Linked DNA regions of Mus musculus: regions 2 and 3 are each linked to region 1. Evidence: chromatin loops called from intact Hi-C (ENCODE). Cell type or tissue: gastrocnemius. All regions are shown on one strand.

Region 1 (8,000 bases):
AGTCTCGTTTCTTAACCCTGTGACAAGGACCACGATGATGATGATGATGAGGAGGAGGAGGATGACAATGATGGCGAGAACCATTCTCTCTCTCTCTCTCACACACACACTGTAGCTGTCTTCAGATAGACACACCAGAAGAGGGCATCACATGGGATCCCATTACAGACAGTTTTGAGCCACGAGGTGGTTGCTGGGATTTGAACTCAGGACCTCTGGAAGAGCTCTAAACCGCTGAGCTATCTCTCCAGCCCATCTTTAACTTTTGAAATAAAACATCTGGATATGGGGCTGGAGAGATGGCTCAGCGGTTAAGAGCACTGACTGTTCTTCCGGATCATCTGTAATGAGGTCTGACACCTTCTTCTGGTGTGTCTGAAGGGAGCAATGGTGATGTACTCATATGCATAAGATAAATAAATAAATCTTTAAAAAAATCCATCTGGATACAATGCTTTCAGTTTAAAATTTTCCTTAATAGATTTGTTTTATGTATATGTGTATTTTGCATGCTTGGTTCCCTTGGTGGTCAGAAGAATGCAGGGGATCCAGAAGAGGGCATCGGATCCCATTACAGATAGTTGTAGCCACCATGAGGGTGCTGGGAACTGAACATGGGTCCTTCCTTTGCAAGTACAGTAAGAGTGTTTAAATGCTGCGCCAACTCTCCAGCCCAGGGTGACGTCTTTGAAAAGCACATTACCAACCCTAAATAGTACTCTGATCTCTTTGAAAAATGGTAAAGTGAAAAAACAAAAAAATCAAAAAACCAAAACAAACCAAAAGAAACCAACCAACCAAAAACCCTTCCCCACAGACAAAAACCAAACAAACAAAAACAAAAGCAAACAAAACACTAGGAGGATTTAGTCAATGCAATAGAATATTAGAATGGTTCAGGATAGATTTCTTGCGAGCCATGGCTCAGCATGTGATCCCCAGTTCCTCAGAGTTTTAAGCCTTTTATGCTTTGTTGTTTGTTTGTAAAAAAGTACGCCTGTGTTCCTTTTTTTAATTATTATTATTTTTCATTTTTTTTATCGGCTTCTCTGAATCTGTCCATTCCTGCTGTTTGGCCAAACACGATACAATTTATCTTTCCTGCTGCCTTTCCCATCCCAGGTCATGCTTAATATTAAACCATATAAAAGTCACTTTGAAGAACAACAGAGAAAGTTAAAATTCTTATGAAACTGAAGACAGGGGATGCTGAACTGGTAGGGAAACATTACAACAGCTGTCTTAGTTCGCTCCTTTGAGTTTAAAATAATGTGTTATTATTTACCGAATAATTTTAGAATCCTTTAAAGTTTTTATTATGTATAGATGTGTGTGTGTGTATACATACATGAGCATGCCATGCTATGTATGGAGTGAAAGATTGAGGACAGCTGACCAGACTCTTTGTATACCTTGTGAGTCTCTGGGATCAAACTTCAATCAAGGTATTGGCAAGGAGGCCCCTTTACCTTCTGAGCCCCCTCTCTGGCTCGACCTTCTTTTAGAAGGGTCCGCTAAGTGTCTACTCCTAAGGATCCACTCTATTCAGGACAGAAGAGTTTTGATTGATATAGTTCTGTCCACACAGAAGTCACCTGGGGAGATTTTAAACATAGACTTCACAGAGAACTTTATTGTTTTCATTCGAGTAGGTCAGAGATGGACCCTGGATTGTCAGTGTTTAAAAATTCCTGATCCTGTTGTAAGCTCTTCCCCAAATCATGGCCTCCTGCTAGAGAATGGTGCAAGCAGGGGTCTTTTTAGGCACAAACCCCAATACAAGGTTACATATATGAAATATTGATTAAAGGAAACATTAATGGGCAGGGAGTGGACTGAGGCAGGCCAAGTCTGGGTGTCGAGGTAGTGGTAGGTCTGTCTCAGGCAAGAAAGAGATGGAATGGAAAAGCCTGAGAAACTGAGGGGGAAGAGTCCTGGGGTACAATGCAGGCCTATAAAAGCTAAGCAAGGACATCCTTCATCACAGGAGCCCCAACCCACCCAGCAACAGGTCTGCCTTTCGTGTATTGGTCCTGGGATCGGTCCATAAGGCAACGCTGACCTGCCGATGGGGTGGGAATAGTCCACCCGATGTCGCTATTAGAAGGATTCCCACGGAGTCGATGGGGTGGGGATAGTCCACCCGATGTCCCTATTAGGATTCCCACAGAGCCGATGGGGTGGGGAATAGTCCACCCAATGTCCCTATTAGAAGGATTCCCACGGAGTCGATGGGGTGGGAATAGTCCACCCGATGTCCCTATTAGGATTCCCACAGAGTCAAGAGCTGCATTTTCTGGACAGCCTTGGAATTTAAGGCGTGAAGCGAAATCCCTCTATTCACTCAAATTGCATGCAATCTAATTTTATTTATGGAATTTAGGAACTTGAAGTGTAAGGAACCTAATAAAGGTTAACCTAGTTTAATCCCTTCCCTAAGTCTTGGGGGCCTAACAGCATCTCCGTGTTTACTCTAGAGTTAACGAAGGCACACATGCACAGGTAGGAGAGCCCACTTTTGAGTAGCAATGACTAGGATGTTCTGTCTCATGTTGTCTCAACCCTTTCTCCCTAACGTTTTCAAGATGCTCAGAAACAATAAATGAGACATAGAAGGTGAGAGAGAGGTCATAGCTTAAAGTTGCTCATTTCAGGCACCAGCAGAACACTCTGGTGGTAGGGCACTTGGGTTTGAACCACTAAGCTGAAGGCTGAGACAGAAGCATCTCTTCTTAGTCCACAAATTCAAGACTGGGGCACCACAGAGAGACCTTCACCTAAAGATCAAACACAATCCTTTCACCACAGTGAGAAACCATCCCCAGAGGTTAACTACATAACTCAAAGCAGCATACCTCATTACCAGGACAGCCAGTTAATATCCAGGTCAACTGCTCTTTATCCTCTATAACTGATTTAATTTTTAACTCTGATTTTTATAGGAAATAAAAGATGTTAGACAAATTTAGTGTCATGAAAGCAAATTAATCCTAGCCACCCAGATGGCCTTTGGCTTATTTACAAGAAGTTGCTGTGAGCCTCTAAATTATTCTTTCCATCTTCATGGAACTTGGATAAAGATACTCAAAGCCAAAGATAATGTTTTTGCAATTAGCATTGTTCAGTTACAAAACTGTTACTATAGACAACCCCACTAAGGCTATAGATATTCACCTCCATTGCAATTTCCTATAGGTTTGCTGACTTTTAGGTTATTATTAGGAAGAGTTCTTTGTCTACATTTGAAAAACCTTTCGTCTTTAAAAAATATAATTTTCAATTTAAGCACATTTCTAAGGACAAACTTCATTAATAAGAACTAAATTGTAGACTAGAAACAATGGCGCTTTGGTGCCACCTTGTGGTAACATCAGAGACCACCATCCCTAAACTGTGACTACGTCGGAGAACGAGCTCCCCATTTATAGAAGGCGGTGTTTGGTGCCACCTTGTGGTAAAATTAGAGACCGCCATCCCTAAATTGTAACTAAGTTGGTGAGTAAATCCCTATTGACAAAGTTGGTGAAAATTCAAATGTAGTACACATTACACTGATTTAATTTGATTTGGAAAAAATTTTTCCTGAATACTTTCTTCTACAATGCTTTTGTAAGGGCTACCAACACTGGTAGGAAGTACAGCTGCAGACGTTACAAACGTTAATATTTAACTTGAGAGAAGACTACCAGCCATGATTTGGATCGAATTAATCTTTTTTTTTTTTTAAAGATTTGTTTATTATAAATAAGTACACTGTAGCTGTCGTCAGATACCCCAGAAGAGGGCGTCAGATCTCTTTACAGATGGTTGTGAGCCACCATGTGGTTGCTGGGATTTGAACTCAGGACCTTCGGAAGAGCAGTCAGTGCTCTTAACTGCTGAGCCATCTCTCCAGCTCCCAAATTAATCTTTCTGTACCTCAGTTTCCTTACTTATTTCATCTATGGGCATCATGAATTTTAAAGTGATGAAATGAAGCAGGTGGTATAGCATGTATGAATCTCTCGGCATACATGCTCACTAAAAAAACAGGTCAAAATTTTACACACACACACACACACACACACACACATATAATTGCAAGGGTCTGAGGAGCCCTAATGTTCGAATGATAGGACTTCTTTTATAAAAGTAACACACCTCCCAGTAAATGTCTATACTTTCAATTGCATACAAAATTACACATATGGGTGGGTACAACTCCCAGGCTATCATAAAATCTCAATTTCACAAACAAGAACCAACCAACTAGAAAAACAAAATGTGTTACTGCCTCCTTATCTTCATCAGATTCAAAGGAAACTTCTGTATTATGAAATAATCATTGTATTTTAAAGTTCCATATCTATCTATGTCTATAACAAAGGCTTGACACTATATTTTACTAGGGACTCAGCTCAGTGCTAGAATATTTGAATAGTATGTGCAAAGTTCAACTAACTCTGCAGAAAGTGTCTATTTGTCTCTAGATGTTCTATATTTTATTAAAACAAAACCATTTCTGTGTTCCTTCACCTAGCCACTAATTTGAATCCTACCTTCGTGGTGACCTCAGTGTTCCTTCTGCTGGGAGCACTCCCTCGAGTGAGGATCTGACTGGCAAGTCGGGAAGAACAGTCCCTTATCTCCACAGAAGCCTGGCTGATTTTGAAGGCCACCTCTCTTTCAAGCTTAAAGTATATATAGGCCGGCCTATGCTTTAAGAGAATTGTGAAGACCAGCCATTGATGGTGGCCCGTGCAGTAATCCGTAGCGATGAACCAAAGGTCAGCCTAGGCTATAAAATGAGGCCTTACTTCAGAACAAAAAAACCTAGCCCAAAATGTGGAGTGTGTAGTAGCAGTAGGGGACTGTACCCCTGGATTATTCAGACCCCCCAAGGCTTTGCTCTCAGCATAAGGGAGACTTCAGCAATATAATTCTGGCTGAACCAATGCTTTTCAACGGGCAGTTGGATCTCAGGGGACCTGCATAATCAACAACCTCTGGCCAAAGACAAACTCATCATCCCAACTAGAGAAAGGGTTGCTGAAGATGTAGAGCCTTCTTTCAGACTAAAGACAATGCCAACTAATTGTTTAACTGATTAGGCCATGCTGATAATAGACTAAAACATGGAAAGCTATGCTCTGTGGAATGGATGAGCCTGGACAGCCACTCATGAGAACAAGCTGTTACATTGCTCCAAGTGACTATGGTTATCTCTGCCACAGAAAACAGGAACCAGGAAGCCCCTAGCTCTCAAATGTCAGGGCTCTCATCCTCTTACAAGATCTCTACTGGAATCTTTATTGCACATGGAAGAAGCCACACTGAATTCTGGTTCAGTGATGGATTCTGGTAGTGATGCCAGAGTGTGAATTCTTTTTAATAAAAGTGTTCTGCACAAACTAGTATGAGCTGGTTAGATAAACAAATGTTAGGATGACGGCCGCTGTTTCTTCACGCTGAAGGGTGGCTGTGCACACTGTCATCCTTGCCTCTGCTGTGGATCTACTGGCAAACTTCCACCCTCTGCAACATTCCCGCCTCTGTGCTGTTGTCTGGGTTCAAATCTCTCAGATGAGGAGTTGAGTTGCTTTGCATTTCCCCATTAACTCGATTACTTTTGGACAGAACAAACAGCATGGAAGGTCGGGGATTAGGATTCCAGAACTTTTTGAAGGGATAGAAGACACCCTAATTACACAGTAGAGCACAAAGGTAAAGGTCAGGTCACATCTAAACTCTAGGTTTCTTGTTTGTATGTATGTACGTACATGTGTGTGTATATAAAAAACTTATTATCTATATCAATTGTTATTTCTGGCTTTAGAAATAGAATGCTCATGTTTTGAGAATAATTTTCTCAAAGATCTCATAGATGCTTTTGTTGAATCCTGGCTGCCTGGCTATTTTTTTATTCCAGGACAATTTTAGGGGAATTGGTTTCTGGGGATCAAATCCAGGACCTCAAGTATGGCAGGCACTCTACCTCACCTTGCCAACCCGTACCCCATGTCTTCACCACCCATGCAAATTCATGTCTACGAAGCTAGAGCTAAGTCACTCTCCTTACAAGCTGCTTTCTCACTTAGCACTACAACTGAACTGATTTTCCAACAAATTTCATTCTGAGTATGGTCTCACCCCTCAAAAGTGCCACTAATTTAGCAGATGGCAGTTGACTTTAAAAGCTTCATCTTGGGGCTGGTGAGATGGCTCAGTGGGTAAGAGCACCGACTGCTCTTCCGAAAGTTCAGAGTTCAAATCCCAGCAACCACATGGTGGCTCACAACCATCAGTAATGAGATCTGACTCCCTCTTCTGGAATGTCTGAAGACAGCTACAGTGTACTTACATATAATAATAAATAAATCTTAAAAAAAAAAAAAGCTTCATTTTGTATGTGTATTTATCTACACATATTGGTCACAGTATAACTTCAGAGAGAGGCTCTCTGCTTTTAAGCCCTGGGGCCTGAGTTCAGGTCACGAAACTGGTAGCATCTGTCTTCACTTGGTGAGGTATCTTGTCGCACCAACTACCAACTACCAGCTACAGCTTCTTAGTATGTGGGGACTACACAGCCAGTACTTGCAGGCAGCCTCAAAAGCTTTAGACGACAGCTCAGGCACACTGACTTCAGGTGCCAGATGGACCGAAGCTCTCTAGAGCACTCTACCAGGACACAGAAAAAGCACCTGCCTAAGGTTCACGGTAAGTACGACAAAGACGATTTAAAGAGGGTAGCTGGGCATCAGTCTCTGCCATCCATCAACCACATTACCCCTGAAATAACAGAAGAGAAAGTTTTCTTTACTTATATTTTACGAAAGGCAAACAAAATACAGACATCTGAAGTTTCATGTCAGGAACCACCACGGATTTTGGTTTTTACTCTATGTAAAGGTTGTTTTACACACGGCGTTCAGAAATACATCGATTTGTAATTGTATCAATTTTGTCAAATGCAAAGGACAAGCACGACTCATACAAATACATTTTAAATAAGCCTTAGAATCAGAATTTAATTGCTAAATGATTCATCTATTTGAAAAAGCACTGTTTCACATTCCAAATAATTTTCTCAAACTAAAGAGTACAAGTGTATCAAATCTTTGCCAATATTTTTAAAAACCATGTCCAGTTACAAATTAGTTTAAAACTTCTTGAAAATTAATAATCAAATGACTTTCCCCCATTATGTAACTATTATTATTTCAACAACCTTTGAGGAAACATTACTCATAAGTTTTGGAGAATAAAAACTACAAAATGAGATTGTTGCTAGAACAGACAATGAACTGTAAGTTAGAAAATGCACAGACTTATTCAGGAGGTACAATTACGAGAGTCCTTATCAGTATCATTCCACAGTATAATCACATGTACTCTTTTACGTCTATGCCAAGTCATGCTGACGCTTTCCAGGTAAGCCATAACCGTATTTTCTATTAAATTCTATTCATTTTAACTGTAAACAAAGTACTTGAGCAAAATGCCTTAAACTTTTACAACAGGAAGATGATCTTAAAAAGCGAGACCCTAAAGAACAGGACTACATCCATGTAGTATAGCAGTACAGTAAAGGCAAAGGAGCCCCATCTAACAAGCCAGACTCACCCTCACAGTGCGCTCACATCGGCAACACTTAAACATGCTCTTCAAATAAGAACCTTTATAGGTTTTTTTAAAGGTAAAGGGGACAGAAGGAGAAAACACTAAGATTTTACAATTGAATTACTAGTAGGTTTTATTTTGGAAAACAAAAATGGGAAAACAAAAGGAAGCTAGCATGGTTTACAGAGTGTTCCAGGACAGCCAGAGCTTAAAAAAAAAGTAGATTGTAATTATTTTGTTAATAAGGAATGCCAAATACCTCTTAAGTCCATAAAGAGGTACTGAGAAATAGAATCACATCAGACTAAAAGTACTTGCAAACAGAGTCCAGCATAACCAGAAAGTCCATGAGCTGGTACCCCTGAAGCCTGGGTGTGCAGACGAGCCTCTACAGACAA
Region 2 (8,000 bases), 660 kb before region 1:
TCTGATTATTATGTGTCGGGAGGAATTTCTTTTCTGGTCCAGTCTATTTGGAGTTCTGTAGGCTTCTTGTATGATCATGGGCATCTCTTTCTTTATGGTTGGGAAGTTTTCTTCTATTATTTTGTTGAAGATAATAGCTGGCCCTTTAAGTTGAAAATCTTCATTCTCATCAATTCCTATTATCCGTAGGTTTGGTCTTCTCATTGTGTCCTGGATTTCCTGGATGTTTTGAGTTAGGATCCTTTTGCATTTTGTATTTTCTTTGTCTGTTGTGTTGATGTTCTCTATGGAATCTTCTGCACCTGAGATTCTCTCTTCCATTTCTTGTATTCTGTTGCTGATGCTCGAATCTATGGTTCCAGATCTCTTTCCTAGGGTTTCTATCTCCAGCGTTGCCTCGCTTTGGGTTTTCTTTATTGTGTCTACTTCCCTTTTTAGTGATAGTATGGTTTCGTTCATTTCCATCACCTGTTTGGATGTGTTTTCCTGTTTTTCTTTAAGGACTTCTACCTGTTTGGTTGTGTTTTCCTGCTTTTCTTTAAGGGCCTGTAACTCTTTAGCAGTGCTCTCCTGTAATTCTTTAAGTGACTTATGAAAGTCCTTCTTGATGTCCTCTATCATCATCATGAGAAATGTTTTTAAATCTGGGTCTAGATTTTCGGTTGTGTTGAGGTGCCCAGGACTAGGTGGGGTGGGAGTGCTGTGTTCTGATGATGGTGAGTGGTCTTGATTTCTGTTAGTAGGATTCTTATGTTTGCCTTTTGACATCTGGTAATCTCTGAAGCTAGCTGTTATAGTTGTCTCTGTTAAGATCTTGTTCTTCAGGTGACTCTGTTAGCCTCTATAAGCAGACCTGGGAGGGTAGCTCTCTCCTTAGTTTGAGTGGGCAGAGTATTCTCTGCAGGCAAGCTCTCTTCTTGCAGGGAAGGTACCCAGATATCTGGTGTTCGAACTGGACTCCTGGCAGGAGTTGTGTTCCACTCACTAGATGTCTTAGGATCCCATGTGGAATCCTGTGTGGGCCCTTGCGGATGTCGGGTGACTCGGCTGGCAAGGTACCCTGGGGCTCGAGTGGAGCAGAAGGGGCTTGTGCCCCAGGTCAGGCCCAGGTAGTCCGCTTTCCTATTTACCGCAGTCTCAGGTTCAGCGTGATTGGATTGAGGCAGGGGCTGTGTTCCACTCACCAGAGGTCTTAGGATCCCGTGTGGAATCCTGTGCGGGCCCTTGTGGGTGTCGGGCGCCTCCGCTCCACTCTACTAACTTAAGCCAAATAGCTAATTAGGTGTGACCTTTGGCAACTCTTGCTACTATAGTTTACTGTAAAGTATAAAATGTAATAATGAAGGTTATCATAACAATTAAGTGAATAAAGTCATCAAGATTCATTCGTGTGTTCTCTTAGTGAACTCACATAACAAACTGAGAGGCTTATAATAAGTCTTACCTTTCTACTTAACAAAAAATAATGATGATAGCAATTCATATGTGATCTCAGAATTTTACATTTCAGAAGGCAGAAAATATGAAAAAGAAACCCAATTTCAGAAGCCATTTTATTATATATATCATTCTTCACCATCTCCTAGACTACACACACACACACACATAACGTATTGCAGAAAAATATTGCATTTGGCCTTGCTGGAGAGGCATTCTAGAAATTTTTTAAAAGCAGCAAGACAAAAACTGTAATAGCAAAAAAAAATAAATAAATAAAAAGAAATCTACTAAAGAGATAGTTAATAAGAGTTACCTAGTAAGTTCTGTCGAGATCAGATCTAAAAGAAATTAAGTCTTTCCATGGAGGTTTGAATAACCTTGCTCTAAAGAGTCATACCCAGATGATAACTTAAATGTAGAAGTCAATGCCAACTGGATAAAAGTGGAGAATAAATAATAAGGAAGGCTGCCCAGAGAAGCAAGTATGTTCAGAAGTATGGAGGTGAGAGACAAGATGGCTGATTTGAGTGCTTTATAGTGGAATGTCGTTGAAAAGGGTGAGATAGTGTCTGTCATCTGTGCAGCCAGCAAACAGAGCCATGCAAGGGAGATGGAATTTTTACAACATTCACAATGAGAAGGAAGGAAATGCATCATCTGATCTATCTCTTTTGTTCTTTTTTGATTTTCTTTTACTTATTTACTTTATATTCTGCTCACTGCCCCCGTCCTGGTCACCCCCTCCCACAATTCTTTCCCCAACTCCATCCCCCTCCCCTTCTCCTATGAGCAGGTGACCCCTCCCATGTATCTCCCTGCACCCTGGCACTTCAAGTCTTTATGATGCTAGGTGTTTCCTCTCCCATTGAAGACACACAGGGCAGCCCTGCTAGGAGAACATATCCCACATACAGGAAACAGCTTTTGGGATGGCCCCTGCTCCAATTGTTTGGCATCCACATGAAAACAAAGCTGCACATCTGCTACATATGAGCAAGGAAACCTTGGTCCAGTCCTTATACGTTCTTTGGTAATTGGTTAAGATCTGAAAGACCCAAGGCTCCAGGTTAGTTGACTCTCTTGTTCTATCCCATTTGGAGCCTCAATCCTTCCCTCTATTCTATAGAGTCCCCAAGCTCCATCCACTCTTTGGCTGTGGGTGTCTATACTTGTCTGAGTCAGCTCTGAGAGACAGTTGCTGTCCTCTCAGAGGACAAATTGATACCGACTGTTAGCATAAAAGAGTATCATTAATAGTGTTAGGGATTGGTGCTTGCCCATGGGAGGGGTCTCAGATTGTGCCTGTTATTGGTTGGCCAGTCCCTCAGTCTCACTCCATCCCGCATGCCTGAATTTCTTGTAGATGGGACAAATAATTGGGTTGAAATTTTTTTGGGTGGCTTAGTGTCTCTATCACTCCACTGGGGTTCCTGCCTGGCTACAGGGGTGACCTCTTCAGGTTCCATATCCTCATTGTAGTGAGTTACAGTCAAAGTCACCCACATTGATTCTTGGGTGCCTCCCTTATCCCAGCTCTCTGTCTCATCCTGGAGATGCCCCCCCACACACACTACCCCCCGCCACCTTCTCACATCCATTAGTTGCAGATTTCCATTATTGTAAAACTTTTGAATGCCACTAGGGACAAATTATAATCACTTGGGCAACAAAGAAATAGCAAGCTACCATGAGAAGAACACAGAAGCAAATCAGCTAGTTCAAAGGTCCCTGTGTACAATGAGTACACAACCCGCCATTCATCTTATATACCTACAGCACATTTCTGAGCCTTGACTGTGCTGTGAAATGTGCTACATACATACTAATAAATAATTTACCTTTTAGTTTATCAAGGATAAAAATTGGAGGTTAATGAGAATAATCATCCCTTTATTGTTGTTGATATTAATACCACTTCTGCTATTGTTTCTACTTCTCCATGATTCCCCATAGTCCTCTCCTTTAACACCCACTCTCTTCTCTCTCTCCTTCTCTCTCTCTCTCTCTCTCTCTCTCTCTCTCTCTCTCTCTCTCTCTCTCTCTCTCTCTCTCCCCCTCTCTCCCTCCCTCTCTCTCTCTCTCTCTCTCTCTCTCTCTCTCTCTCTCTCTCTCTCTCTGTTGTTTACATCTGATTTTATTTTCAGCCTTCTTTCTGTTGTTCTCTAGAAGATCCTGAAAACAAAGTGACACACTGGCTTAGAGTGTTGTCTGAAGTACTTCTACTGACATTGATCTCTCTGCTCACCTCTAATGTTTGGACAATTCTTGATCTTTAACCCTTGGTTTTGTTCTATTTTCAAATAGACTCATTCTTTGGAATGCTTTTCCACTCTTATAGTTTCAAGTAATGGCATGCTCTTGGTATAGTATCATTTTTTTTTTATGTTTCCCATTGAGTTCTTGTATCAGAGTCACATTATCAAAGCCAAAGAAAGACAGAAAGGAAGAATGGCTCTGTAGAGCGAAAGTTTGAAAGAAGTAGAGAAGCGAACAAAACACAACTTTATTACTTTTCTTTTTCCTTTCTTATTTTCCCTAAGTTTTTAGGGATGAGGAATTTTTGACTACTTTTTGCTTGCTTGATAAGGAATGAATTAACAAGAACAAGAGGATAAACATAACTGAAAAGACAAACGACCAGACTATTTTAGAAAGTCTGACTTATGTGTGTGATTGCCAAAAGAAAGCACAATTCCATGCATTCAAATCAAAAGGGCAGGAGGGTTGGTGGTCAGCTGCACAGAACAGCTGGGTTCTTAGGATCTGTGCTGAGACTGTAGTTGTTTCTGGAACATGAAACTTGAAGGTACTGGTGACAGTTGGTGAGTATAATGCTTTCTATGTCACTGGGACCCATATTAGGATAGATCAGAAGCATTTTTGAGAATTTTACATTTTTAGTAATCCAATTACTGGTTGTTTTATTAAGGGACCACCCCTCACTGAAAAGTGATGCCCAGAAACCTTCAGGTCATCGTGTTTTTCTCACATGCTGGAAAAAACAAATGAATAGAGGAATACTTGTGTTCCAGACATTTTTTTTTAACTCTAAGACATCTTTATAATATCTTTTCTACTAGCTTAATTAATACCTAGTCTGTATGTGGTCAGGCTTTCTCTCACTTGGGGAATGTCCTCTGAATGCAGCAAATGTGTACAGTAAGGACCTGCACAGTCTCAAGACAGTAAGTCTTTCAGAAAAGTTAGTGGCAAAGCTGACAGAAATGAACCACACTAATACAATGATCCTTTCTTCTAAGAAAGACATAAAACCGCTTGCAAGACTCCAGTCTGCTCTAATACATCAACAGGATTTGTACTCTTAACTCTTGAAGTCAGAAACAAATGTCATGTGACCAGTTGCAATTTATGAGGAAAATTAAGCTGACAGTTGAAGCACGAGCTAAATGACCACAAGGGGGCAGTCTGTTCATGTTTAATTTCGGGATAGTATCCCTGGACTCAGCTGAGTCTTGTTTTTAAAGATGGGGAGAACTGAACAAAGTAGAAATTCAAAGACCACAGATGTGAGAGAAGTAATTTACTTCCCCTTAAGTTTGTTTGCTTTTATTTAAATCAATTTTCATGTGTTTGTGTTCTCTCTGTGTATGTGGTGTGTTGTGTGTGTATGTGTGTGTGTGTGTTAGTATATGGTGTGATATACGTGTGATGGTTATATGTGTATGTGTCTATGATGTATGTGTGAGTGAAGAGTCTGTGGTGAGTATTTATTTATGTGGTATGTGTACATGTGTGTGTGTGTGAGAGAGAGGGGGGGAGACAAAGAGAGAGATGTGTGTATATGTACGTTTGTGGTAAGTGTAAGCTCTATATTTGTCTATGTCTTGTGTCTATGAGTCATATTGTAGTATGTGTGCATGTGTGTACATGTGCATATGTGTCTATGTATATAGTGTATAGTGTGTGTGTATTGTGTGTGTGTATTGTGTGTGTGTGTGTGTGTGTATTGTTTCTTTCTTTCTTTCTTTTTTCTGAAAAGAGCTAAAAGCACAACTGATTTACAGAGCCTATAAGTCTGTCTGGGCTGATTGAGCCTGGGAGATCTCAGCCTACAATGAGACTAAGTTTTCAGTCAAGAAGGGAAGCTGAACAAGCTGTCTTCTGATCACAGCTGTCACTTCAACTTGGAGTCCTGTTGCTTTTCACCAAAAACCTTCCCTTCCGGTGTGTGTTTGCTTCCTTTGTGGTTTTAAGGAATTGGAATCTTACCTTAGCCTTGAGTTGTTTTAAATCTCAATTCAATTTTCTCATTTAGCATAATTCTAATGATTTTACTGTATACTTTACATTATTTATTTTACTAAGAAGATGGCAAAGACAAAATAACTGCATTTAATAGATGCAGCTGGTAGGCGTTTTTTAATTTTTTTTAAAGCACGGAATCTTAGGTGTAATGTGTACTAAATGAGGACAGATTTTAAACCATAGCAAATCAAAGGAGCAGCACAAAGCAGCACAATAAGCTCGCCCACACCGAAGACAGCTTTCTGCTTTACAAAATGCCACAAATCAGGAGAATTACTTTGTGAAATGGGAATTGTCCCACATATAGATTTTTCTGTAATTAAACAACTTAACAGTGTATTATATACATTTTCTATATAAAAATATCTGACACAAATGTAAACAGTTTTACAGTGCTCAGTTGTGTCCTTGTGCCACACCAGTTTTATCAAGTACCCAAACAAGCATGGTTCTTAAAATGCTATAGTCGAATGAACACTTAAAGAGGGAGGTGGGAAAGAAAAGGATAGGGAATGAAATTCACAGAGGATGGAAGACAAGAGACAAAGGAGGAGCTGGGTAAAGGATGCTGGATGAAGGCAGAACGGGGACAGAAGAGACCGAACTGGTCTTCACCATCAGGCTCAGGAGTCCTTTCCTTTTGTGTTAACAACTTTCAGATCATCACCCTGTATCTGCTCTACAGCTAATCTTTTCCATTCTCACCATTGGTTCTATAAAGGAGGAAGAGGAACAAATACCAGTATTGGAGTGATCCTCTCATCTCCATTACAAAGAAAACTGTGTATCTTTTATGTAGAATTAGCCAGAAGACTGAGACTACAAGAATGTTAACAAAAGCAAAATCTTATTTCTACTTCTGGTTCCCTCTGTGAGCTTGAGAAGAAATCATACAGAATGATGCCGGTGAAATGTGGTCAGATGCAAGGGTATAAAATATAACACCCGAATACATGGTTTTCGTATTTAGTATATTCAGACAGTGATGTGTCAGAGTATATATTGAAATAGAACTGCTGTAAGATTAGCGATTTAAGAGTATGGTTAAAGAATAATTTGAGTTTTTACTGGATAGTGTTTAATGTCAAGATATTTATAGTAAGATAATTTTGTAGTAAGATATGTGTGTGTGTGTGTGTGTGTGTGTGGAGAGAGAGAGAGAGAGAGAGAGAGAGAGAGAGAGAGAGAGAGAGAGAGACATACACATGTGCTTGTGTTATAGCCCAGCATGACTTTGAACTCAGTAGTCCCCAGCCTCAGCTTCCCAAGTGCTAGGATAACACATATATTGTTCTTTGATAAATAAAATAAATGGATAAAATGACAACATGCCAGCTATCTGAATATGGGTGGCTCATGAACACAAGGGAAAAGATGATTTCTCCCGAGTAGTGACTGACTGTTGATAGAAGCCATGCCTGTGATCTCCACTGACACTTTCTCCAGAGGCATCAGAAAGCCTTACAGTCTTATGTTTCATTTGATGCCATGTGAGTCCCCTGTAATATGTGCTTTAATGCTCCATCAAGACAAGCATTTTGTGAGCCTTGCATTTAGACCGCTTTAACTTCAAACAGCTACAGATGTCAGCATGAGGCTTCATGGGGTATTGAGACATTAAAATGAAAGGCATTGGGAATTTTTAAACACAGAAGAATTTAAAATGAAAACCCTCTTCTGCATCACAATGGGATGATAAAGCAAAACTGGAGAAATATTAAATTCCCTATAAACACGGTCCAAAAATAAAAGTGAGTGAATTACCTCTGTCCCACTCTAACTGGTCCCCCAAGTATTAGATCTCAGGCTCCTTGGAGATTTCAAAGATGATAATAAAGTTTTGGAACCATTGAGAATATTGCTTAAAGGCTTAATAGTAACCGTACTTCTCATAATGAAGTGAAGGTGAAGTTAGCTACACACAGAGATTCCTCTGTTCTGGAATTTCAGCTGTACTCATGTGAAATCCTGATGTGGAAACTCAAGTTTTAATAACAGGGAGAAAACAATTTAAAACTGCTTAAGAAATGGAAGCACTGCTTTATCTTTTTTAAATTAAATTTTGTTGACATACAAAACATGATGGCATTTTCATGCGTACTTTCTTCTGGTTTGATTCCTTCCTATTCCCCATTCTCCTCTCTTCCTGGTCCCCTTTTCTCCAACAAGGCTAGGTTTCTGCTTTTCTTTTTACCCCTCTCACCACTTAAAATCCTGTCTTTTCCTTTTATTGTGACCCTCTTGGTTTCATCTCTCTCTCTCTCTCTCTCTCTCTCTCTCTCTCTCTCTCTCTC
Region 3 (8,000 bases), 300 kb before region 1:
TTGCTATTGGCTCCCTAACCAAGAGCACTCTGCATAATTCACTTAAGAAGACACCAATGTACCCAGCATTTCTTCACTTGCCTATACAAGCAGGGCAGCCAGGTTTATAGTATCCTATCATTCTTTATTAAGGAATAAATTCTGGGTATGTTGCTCAGCCTGAACAAGCCTCTAAGACACAGAATGGCTACAAGTTATGCTTTCAAGATCACAACATTAAGGCACTGTCTTGACTAGAGGCAATACAAGCTACAACCTAGAAATGTAGGGAAGGTTGACTGGTGGACTATAAGACATTCACCATTCACAAGGATAACCATAGCCTTTGATAACCATTGTCTTTGCTAACTCCGTAGAACTTAATCAAGTTTAAAGCTCCTCTGGTTGCCAGTATCCAAGGATTTGAACACATCGGTCCCAAATTTCCAGCAAGTCACGTCTCACATAGAGTGTCTCTGAGAAGGCGAACTAAAATCATAACCACATCCTCTAAAATCCTATGTATTTCTTGATTTGTAAAATGCCAAATAAACATGATCAAAGGGTGCAGAAGCAGAGACCTGATCCCATGGAAATGCCAAAAAGAGCAGAGGTTGTCCTGTGTTCTAACAAGTCCTACCTCATAGCCGATTCTGATCTTGGAAAGACTCAAAATGGAAAGTAGGAAATGGGTTTGGCCCTTAGAGTTTTGCACTCTAGAAAAAGAAAAAAAAATCATCAACAAGCTGTGTAACTGGCCGTTGCTTCCCCTCTAACCCTGACTTTCCTCATCTACAGAGTGATAGGGAAGAAGGGCCTGGCTCTCTCAGTACTCCGGCCTGTTGGCCATGAAGGCACAAAGTTTTCAAGGTTTTGCTATTTCCATTCATAGGAGGACACACACACACACACACACACACACACACACACACACACACCTGAGTCTGGTGGTATAGGCTTGTACTCCCAGATGTTCAGGAGGCAGAAGCAGAAGATTCATAAATTCAAGGCCTCCACAGGTTACAGAAAAGTTCAAGGCCAAGCTGGACAACTTAGTGAAATTCTATCTAGGTTACAGAGGAAATTCAAGACCAGGCTGAATAACTTTTGAAACCCTATCTCAACATTAAATGGGAGGGTGAGAGGCAGACCACTTACTATTAAACTATTCGTTTTGAGCACACATGAGAACCTGGAGTTTGACCTCCAGAAACCATGAAACGGGGAGGAGGGACAGCTAAGCATGTAATACATAGTTACAGCTAAGCATGGTGATACATAATTACAGCTAAGCACGGTGATACATAGTTGCAGCTAAGCATGGTGATTCCTAGTTACAGCTAAGCATGGTGATACATAGTTGCAACCTTAGTGCTAAGGAAGCAGAGACAGGCTGCATCCTAGGACTTGCAGGCCAACCAGTCCTTCCAACTTTGTAAGTAGCAGGCCATTGAGAGACCTTGTCTCAAAAGGATAGCACCTAAGAAATGTCCTCCCACCCCGCCTAAGAAACAACTCCTGAAGTTGTCCTCTGTTTTCTATAAACTAGTGCACACACATGTACCCATGTACACATAAATATGCTGCACACACATGCACATATGTATCTACAAAATAAGTTAAAGGTGGGGAACGGTGTGAATCCTACGCCTGTAATCTGAGTACTTCGGAGGCAAAAGCAGAGAATCTGGAGGCCAGTGCCGTCCTCAGCTACATAGTGAGCTCCAAGCGACTGTAGGTCTCATGAGACCCTGCCTCCAAGAACCCCCCCCCAAAAAAAAAACAAAATTCCAAAATGCCAGGTATGGTAGCTCACACCTATAATCCCGGTTGAGAAGCAGAAAGACACAGATATCACTGTAAGCTGTAGGCTAGCCTTGTCTACATAGCAAGATCCTACCTCAGAGAAAGAGAGGAGAGGGGGACCACTACAATCCAGAGGTAGAGCATTTGAATAATCTGTGTGCTACCATAGTTTCTCTCAACGGCCTGAAGTGGTGCGGCACATTTCGTGAGCACCCATACTGAACTCTTTGTTTAAAAAGATGTTTTTGGGATGGATTATCCCATAATCAGCCTCCAAACGCTGACACCACTGCATACACTAGAAAGATTTTGCTGAAAGGACCCTGATATAGCTGTGTCTTGTGAGGCTATGCGGGGCCTAGCAAACACAGAAGTGGATGCTCACAGTCAGCTATTGGATGAATCACAGGGCCCTCAATGGAGAGAAAGTACCCAAGGAGCTAAAGGGGTCTGCAACCCTATAGGTGGAACAACAATATGAACTATCCAGTACCCCCTGGAGCTCGTGTCTCTAGCTGCATATGTAGCAGAAGATGGCCTAGTCGGCCATCACTGGAAAGAGAGGCCCATTGGTCTTGCAAACTTTATCTGCCTCAGTACAGGGGAATGTCAGGGCCAAGAGGTGGGAGTGGGTGGGTAGGGGAGTGGGGGGGGGGTATGGGGGACTTTTGGGATAGCATTAGAAATGTAAATGAAGAAAATACCTAACAATAATAAAAAGATAGTTTTAAATACATATATTTAATTTTGTTCCACTGTGTGTTAGGTATATTAGAGCAAGTACTTAAAAGTCCCATGCCAACTCTGAGTTTCCAAGTTAGTTAAAGGAACATCATCCTATAGAAACAGTTACTTAAAATGAGAAAGAAAAGGTCAGCCTCCAAGTGTATAGGAATCAATGTCTTATGAAGTAGAGCCAACACCAAAGGACAATTTAACGGGGTGCCAGGTTGAACTCCTGGTGAGTACATGCAGTTTCCAGTTCTCTGCAGAGGAGCACAGACACCTGCAGCATTGCATAGACCTGTTCCGAGAATAACTGACTCAATCCTTAGAAGTAAGATCACCGTCTTTCTACTGAGTTGCAGAACTTTACTGTGTGGTATTCCTTCACAACTGAGAAACAAGCAACAGCATATTAAAAGCCAGTTGTGAGTGGCATTATGAGGAGTGAAAGACCAAGTTACAAGAGGTTGTCTATTGATAACCCAGATATCCAAAATATATTCTTATAAGAAAGACAAGCTACAGAAAGGAATAGAGTGAGAAAGTAAAGGTAAAGCTCACAGCATCAGCCCAATGAACTCTCATCTTTGTAGTTACAATTTTTAAAAAATTCGACAAGTTATTTTACAGTTTGGGGATCCTTATAAACTATTAACACTACATAAAACTCCTGGGTGGCGTTTCAACATTTGAAAAATGATGTATCTGGAATCCCGGACTACCAAACAAAGCAAAAGAAAAAGCATAAATTCAGGGATCGCCCTGGTTACTTGTGTGCCGCCACTAGAGGGCGCGTGGTACTCGCCTGTCAAAATACCTCACTGGTGTTACTGCGTTCTTGCTCCTTAAAAAAAAAGACTAGGAATCTCAGAATAAGTAAAGTCCCTTAGTTCATTTGGCGAAGTTAATCGCTGAGAAGCTGCAGCCTTCAGAAACAACTTGTGCCGTTTCTGCGGCCTTTAATCCCCTCTTCTAACATTGTCCTTGCTCAGACCTTGGGGCAGCATTGTCTTGCATCTCTGCCCCACCTCCCTCTTCTTCACTCCTACAAAAGGCTTTTCTGGGTTGTCTTAGTTTTTCCACAAGCTTCAAGCAATAAATAAGGCCCAGTCCTAGCATATACGGGTATAGCATGCTGAATGGAGTTAGTACGGAACAGTTGGGGCTGCTGGATTCTAGATCTGAGATATGGTTGCATAAAGGTAAAAGAAACAGTGTCTTTCAGCCCATTTTTACTGACAATCTAGTGTCCATTGACTTTGAAGCATGACAATTTGTGGGTCAGTACAACTGAAACATTCTTTTAGAGAGCTTCCACAAAATAGTTAAAGTAGCTTTGAATGTAAAATGGACAGGAAAGGTCAGAAAGGGTGCACAAATTTGAAGGGACTTTAAAGACTAAGCATTAGGGATAGACTTACGTAGGCTCTCATTGTCTTTAATCCATTGCCAAAGTCTATGTTCAAAACGCTTAGATCTTCTAATTTATAGAGAGTACATGGATGATTGATTGCTCATGTCTGCTGTGAGCACAGAATATGGTTCAGGCATCATTTCTTTTTCCTTTTGCATTAGCAAAACTAAATCCCACCCAAGGGAAATAACCTGGTCAAGGTCACTTAGCATAGGGAAGAGGGGGAGGGGGAGAATTTTCAGAGCACTATAACCTTGCGGCAGGTCAATGCCCTGTGAAACATAGAACCATATGTTTCCTGTTCTGAAGGCCACAACGACTCCCACATCAGACAATTGGAACACAGAACAATCTAGGACAACTGGAATGCCTTGAAAAAATTCTTCTTTTAAAAGTATTTCATGGTTTCTTTTCCTTTTCTATTTCTTCTTGGGAAATCATCACACGTTTTTAAAATATATATATATATATATATATATATATATATATATATATATATATATATATAAAATAAAGGATAGCAGTAGGATTTACATAGACAAATTGTGTTTCCTGTCCTAATTCCTCCAGCTGTGAAAAGACCCCCACCCTCCTCATTTCTTTGGTTTTTCTTTGAAGCATTCTTATATCTTCATATCTTCAGACATTGCATTTCCACTGATTTGGAGGTACCATAAGAAACGTGAAAATATAAAATTATATAAAAAATTGAATCATGCAGGTTGTAATGTGATTCTTCACTAAAAATTGTGTTTCAAAGGTTTCTAAAAATCCCAGTTTCTGCTAGAAAAAAAAAATGTTAAGGCAATTGCATGATGGAAAGTGACACCTCCCTGCCACTTCAGGAGGCAGTTGACAAGTGACCTACCATGTAAGCTGCCTGGGGCCTATGACACAGAGTGTTCCTCAGCTAAGGTAATGTACAAGTTGAAGCTAGAGTTGAACTGTTTATGACAAGGGAGGAGAGAAACCCAGCCTTGTGTCCTAGGCTCCCCTTCTTTATAGGTGTGGTTCTCTCATCTCTCAGTAGTTAGCAAGTAAAGGTGTTTTGTTTTGTTTTGTTTTGTTTTTTTGTTTTTTTTCCCCCCAAACGAAGTGACTTTATGAGCCTGCCCAGGACACTTTCCTCCATCCCTGTTAGAGAAACAGTGAGGCACAGCGCAGGTTCTGCTGCCATGAATTGCAATGATGGCCCCTGAAACCTCGGCTTCAACTCCACGTTGAAATGTTACCTTCTTCTAAGACTCTATGGGAGCGCCTTCCTCACCTAAGCCACCCCGGTTTCCCTCTTGCAGTGGGACCACTGCTCTGTCAACTTCTGTGCTTTGTAGCTTATTATCGTCCCTGTTCTCCTCGGCATGCTCAACTCTCCTTCATTCAGTCTTCAAAGGCTTTCAAGCTGCTCTTAGAACAAAATCCAAGAACCGTAGGAAATTGTCTGCCAAGTCGGTCATGGCTCTCCTCTTGTCTGCTTTTCTATGCATCTACTCTCCTCTGCCCCTTCGATCACAAGAGCATCCCTGTCCTTTTCCAAGCTTGTTGCATTTTGGGGTAGCAGCCTGGTGAGGCAGGTTCATTCCCTCCCCCTGTGTGCAATTGTTTCCTTCTTATCTCAGTACAAAAGTCACCTTCCCAGAAACGTGCCTGATTACCAGGAACAGCCCACAGACCCACACCCCTAGGAAGGCCCTTTTGACAAACACTCTTTTATTGCCTTCTCACTTCTTATCACCACTGAAATTGTTTTTCTGATCACTTTGTCATTAATTTTTACTCTAAGAGCTCACTGTCGGGAATTCTGGCTTCTGCCTCCCCTATTCTAATCTTTGTCTCTAGCATTTGGTACAGTGCTGATCATCCACTGGAAAAAGCATTGTACAAATGAACGTTTATGTTGTTGGTGCAGTGTCCTGATGTTTACTAACAGCAATGGAGTCCAGTCCGCACTAGCAAGGATGTTCACACCATCTATGGTTTCTTACAGACCTCATCTTCTATGAGAAGGATCATCTTTGCTATGTATATTTATTGACATATATTGCCCTCCCTGTCCAGACTGACTTCAGAGATGCAAAGAAACCCAATTACCTTGTACTTTAAGTAAAGCTATTCTAGCTCTTAACTCTTCCCAGCCATGTGTATTACTGTCCAATGTCTGTGAACTGGAAAAAGTCTGAGACCCAATCAGAGGCTGCACTCCTGTCACTGGTCCTTCTAATGTGTTAATTACATGAAGCAGCCAGCGTGGGTGATCTTAAAACCCCACATTCAATCCTGTCACTCTGTGGTCTTAAACTCCTTAATAGCTTTCTTTTTCCTTGTCAAACGATCCCTGATCTTTTATGGGACTATGAGCAAACTATGTTCTGGTCCTGCCACCACCCCAGCCCCATGCCTGCATGCTCTTCATAGCCCACTGTGTATGTGCTCTGAAATACTCCAGATGGAGAGACACACTGGAACACTCTTAGTAACAAGCAAAACAAAATGTATGAGTTTCTACTTCCTTCAGACAGTTTCTAGTGCTGATTCCCTGGAGGTAAAAATTAACAACAACAACAAAAAAGTTAGTAACGTTCGTTAGGAACAGGAAGCCTGGCGGAGCCTTGGCACTGTGCGCTGGCTAAGAACAAGCCATTAATGTTCAAGGTAACTGGTGAAAATGAAAAGAATACTAAGATTGACTCTATCCTGTTTTCATAACATTCATTATAGCAAATTTTGGGGGTCATTGTTATTGCCCTTTTAAATGAAAAGTGCTATTTACTTATGTATCTATTAACTGCCTCTTCCTCCAACTGTGGAAAACGGAGATTCCCCTTCACTTGTGTACACAGTATATTGTCCTAGTTAGTGTAGACAGTCTCCATATATGTTTATGTGTGTGTTTGTATGTGCACTTCCTTGTCACAGACAAGTTATTTAAATTATCTAGTCCTTGAGTGTCCTCACACAAGTGAACCTCTGGAACATATTTTGTAATTGTAGATCCTTATGTTGATATTGCAACTAAGAAAGGAAGTTTCTGAAGTAAGTTTCCTTCTTTGTATTTGCCTACTTTTCACTTTGACGTTACCAATTCGGTTCCTTAAATACTTACATAAATCTCCTTTTCTCGGTCACATCCTTGTCCTCTCCAGCTCTGGCAGTTGAGGTTGGGCCTTGGTTGACAAGACCCCACCCCTCCACAGTGGTCATGCTTTGACCATTCTCTAAGTTCTTCTTTGTGGACAGAAAGGTATTATTTTAAGTTTGATTTTAATCTAGATTTTGGGCCCCTGGACATTAAATCATCAGGTACTTTCCAGCAGCCTCCATTTTGCTCCATGGTAAACATCATCTCCCTCAGAGCATGCTCTGTTGGTCCATCCACACAGACTGCATTTTCAAACAGAAAGCCCCTGACACTTCCATTAAGAAGGATGGTTTGGGGTGGAGGGTGAATGGTTGGAATCTCCCATATTTCACCGAATTTAAAATGAAGGGTCACCTTGGGCCATTTAAGTCCTCCATCCACAATATCATCTGGGGCAGGGTCATCAATTCTGAACTCAGCCCCGTGTGATCGTAGTACTGGGGCAGAGCCAGGGGCATTGGATGAGCTGATGTTCCTTGCCAGCTTATCCTCAAAGGAGATATCATAGACTGTTCACAAACAGCAAGACGGAAAAGCAGTGGGGAGTTTCCAGCTGCACATAGGGGGAAACAGACATTTTTTTAACAGTATGAGAGATAAAAAATACAGGAGAGATGGCTCACGAGGAGAATTTGTCAGCATGTTTAAGTTGTGACAGTTGAGAGTTTCAACTATCTTAAGCAGAAGCCAAGGAACAAGAATCACCCGGCTATGTTTTTATAGTCTCCATTTAACTAATGCTGCAAGATCAAGAAATGGATTATTAACAAAAGTAGACTGTGAAGACTGGCCCATTTTAAATGAATGAGTTATGACAGTGGAAATTGTGCCTATTAGAAATTCTTGTATATAAGGATTAGATTACCCCAATTTTTATTGTTATTTACATTTAAGAAAAGAGATTAAAAGACTCCAGGTCAATATATAAGACAGTATAAG

What was found. Peaks named below come from ENCODE experiments on the same cell type or tissue, not always from the same donor. Only the 100,000 strongest peaks of a DNase experiment are listed, where the experiment ranks them.
Region 2: it touches region 1 in a loop (8-fold over the local background); 28 of 42 quality-filtered maps call a loop at or near these places.
Region 3: it touches region 1 in a loop (13-fold over the local background); 41 of 42 quality-filtered maps call a loop at or near these places.

Annotation. Positions count from the first base shown.
Region 1 is chr2:109,899,781-109,907,780 of GRCm38, reverse strand. It overlaps Lin7c (lin-7 homolog C (C. elegans)), which reads right to left. Exons shown (of 5, transcript NM_011699.3): 5 at 6,844-8,000. Platr8 (pluripotency associated transcript 8) reads left to right here. Exons shown (of 5, transcript NR_033473.1): 4 at 1,123-1,217; 5 at 4,520-5,385. Among named protein-coding and RNA genes, the nearest start is that of Platr8, 9.5 kb to the left of the region's middle. In gastrocnemius, no CTCF peak of the experiment used is centred here; a DNase peak (open chromatin) is centred at 3,391.
Region 2 is chr2:110,562,060-110,570,059 of GRCm38, reverse strand. No RefSeq gene overlaps it. Among named protein-coding and RNA genes, the nearest start is that of Slc5a12, 31 kb to the left of the region's middle. In gastrocnemius, a CTCF peak has its summit at 4,847 (motif pointing right); a DNase peak (open chromatin) is centred at 4,861.
Region 3 is chr2:110,200,478-110,208,477 of GRCm38, reverse strand. No RefSeq gene overlaps it. Among named protein-coding and RNA genes, the nearest start is that of Gm22997, 14 kb to the left of the region's middle. In gastrocnemius, a CTCF peak has its summit at 3,291 (motif pointing right); a DNase peak (open chromatin) is centred at 3,308.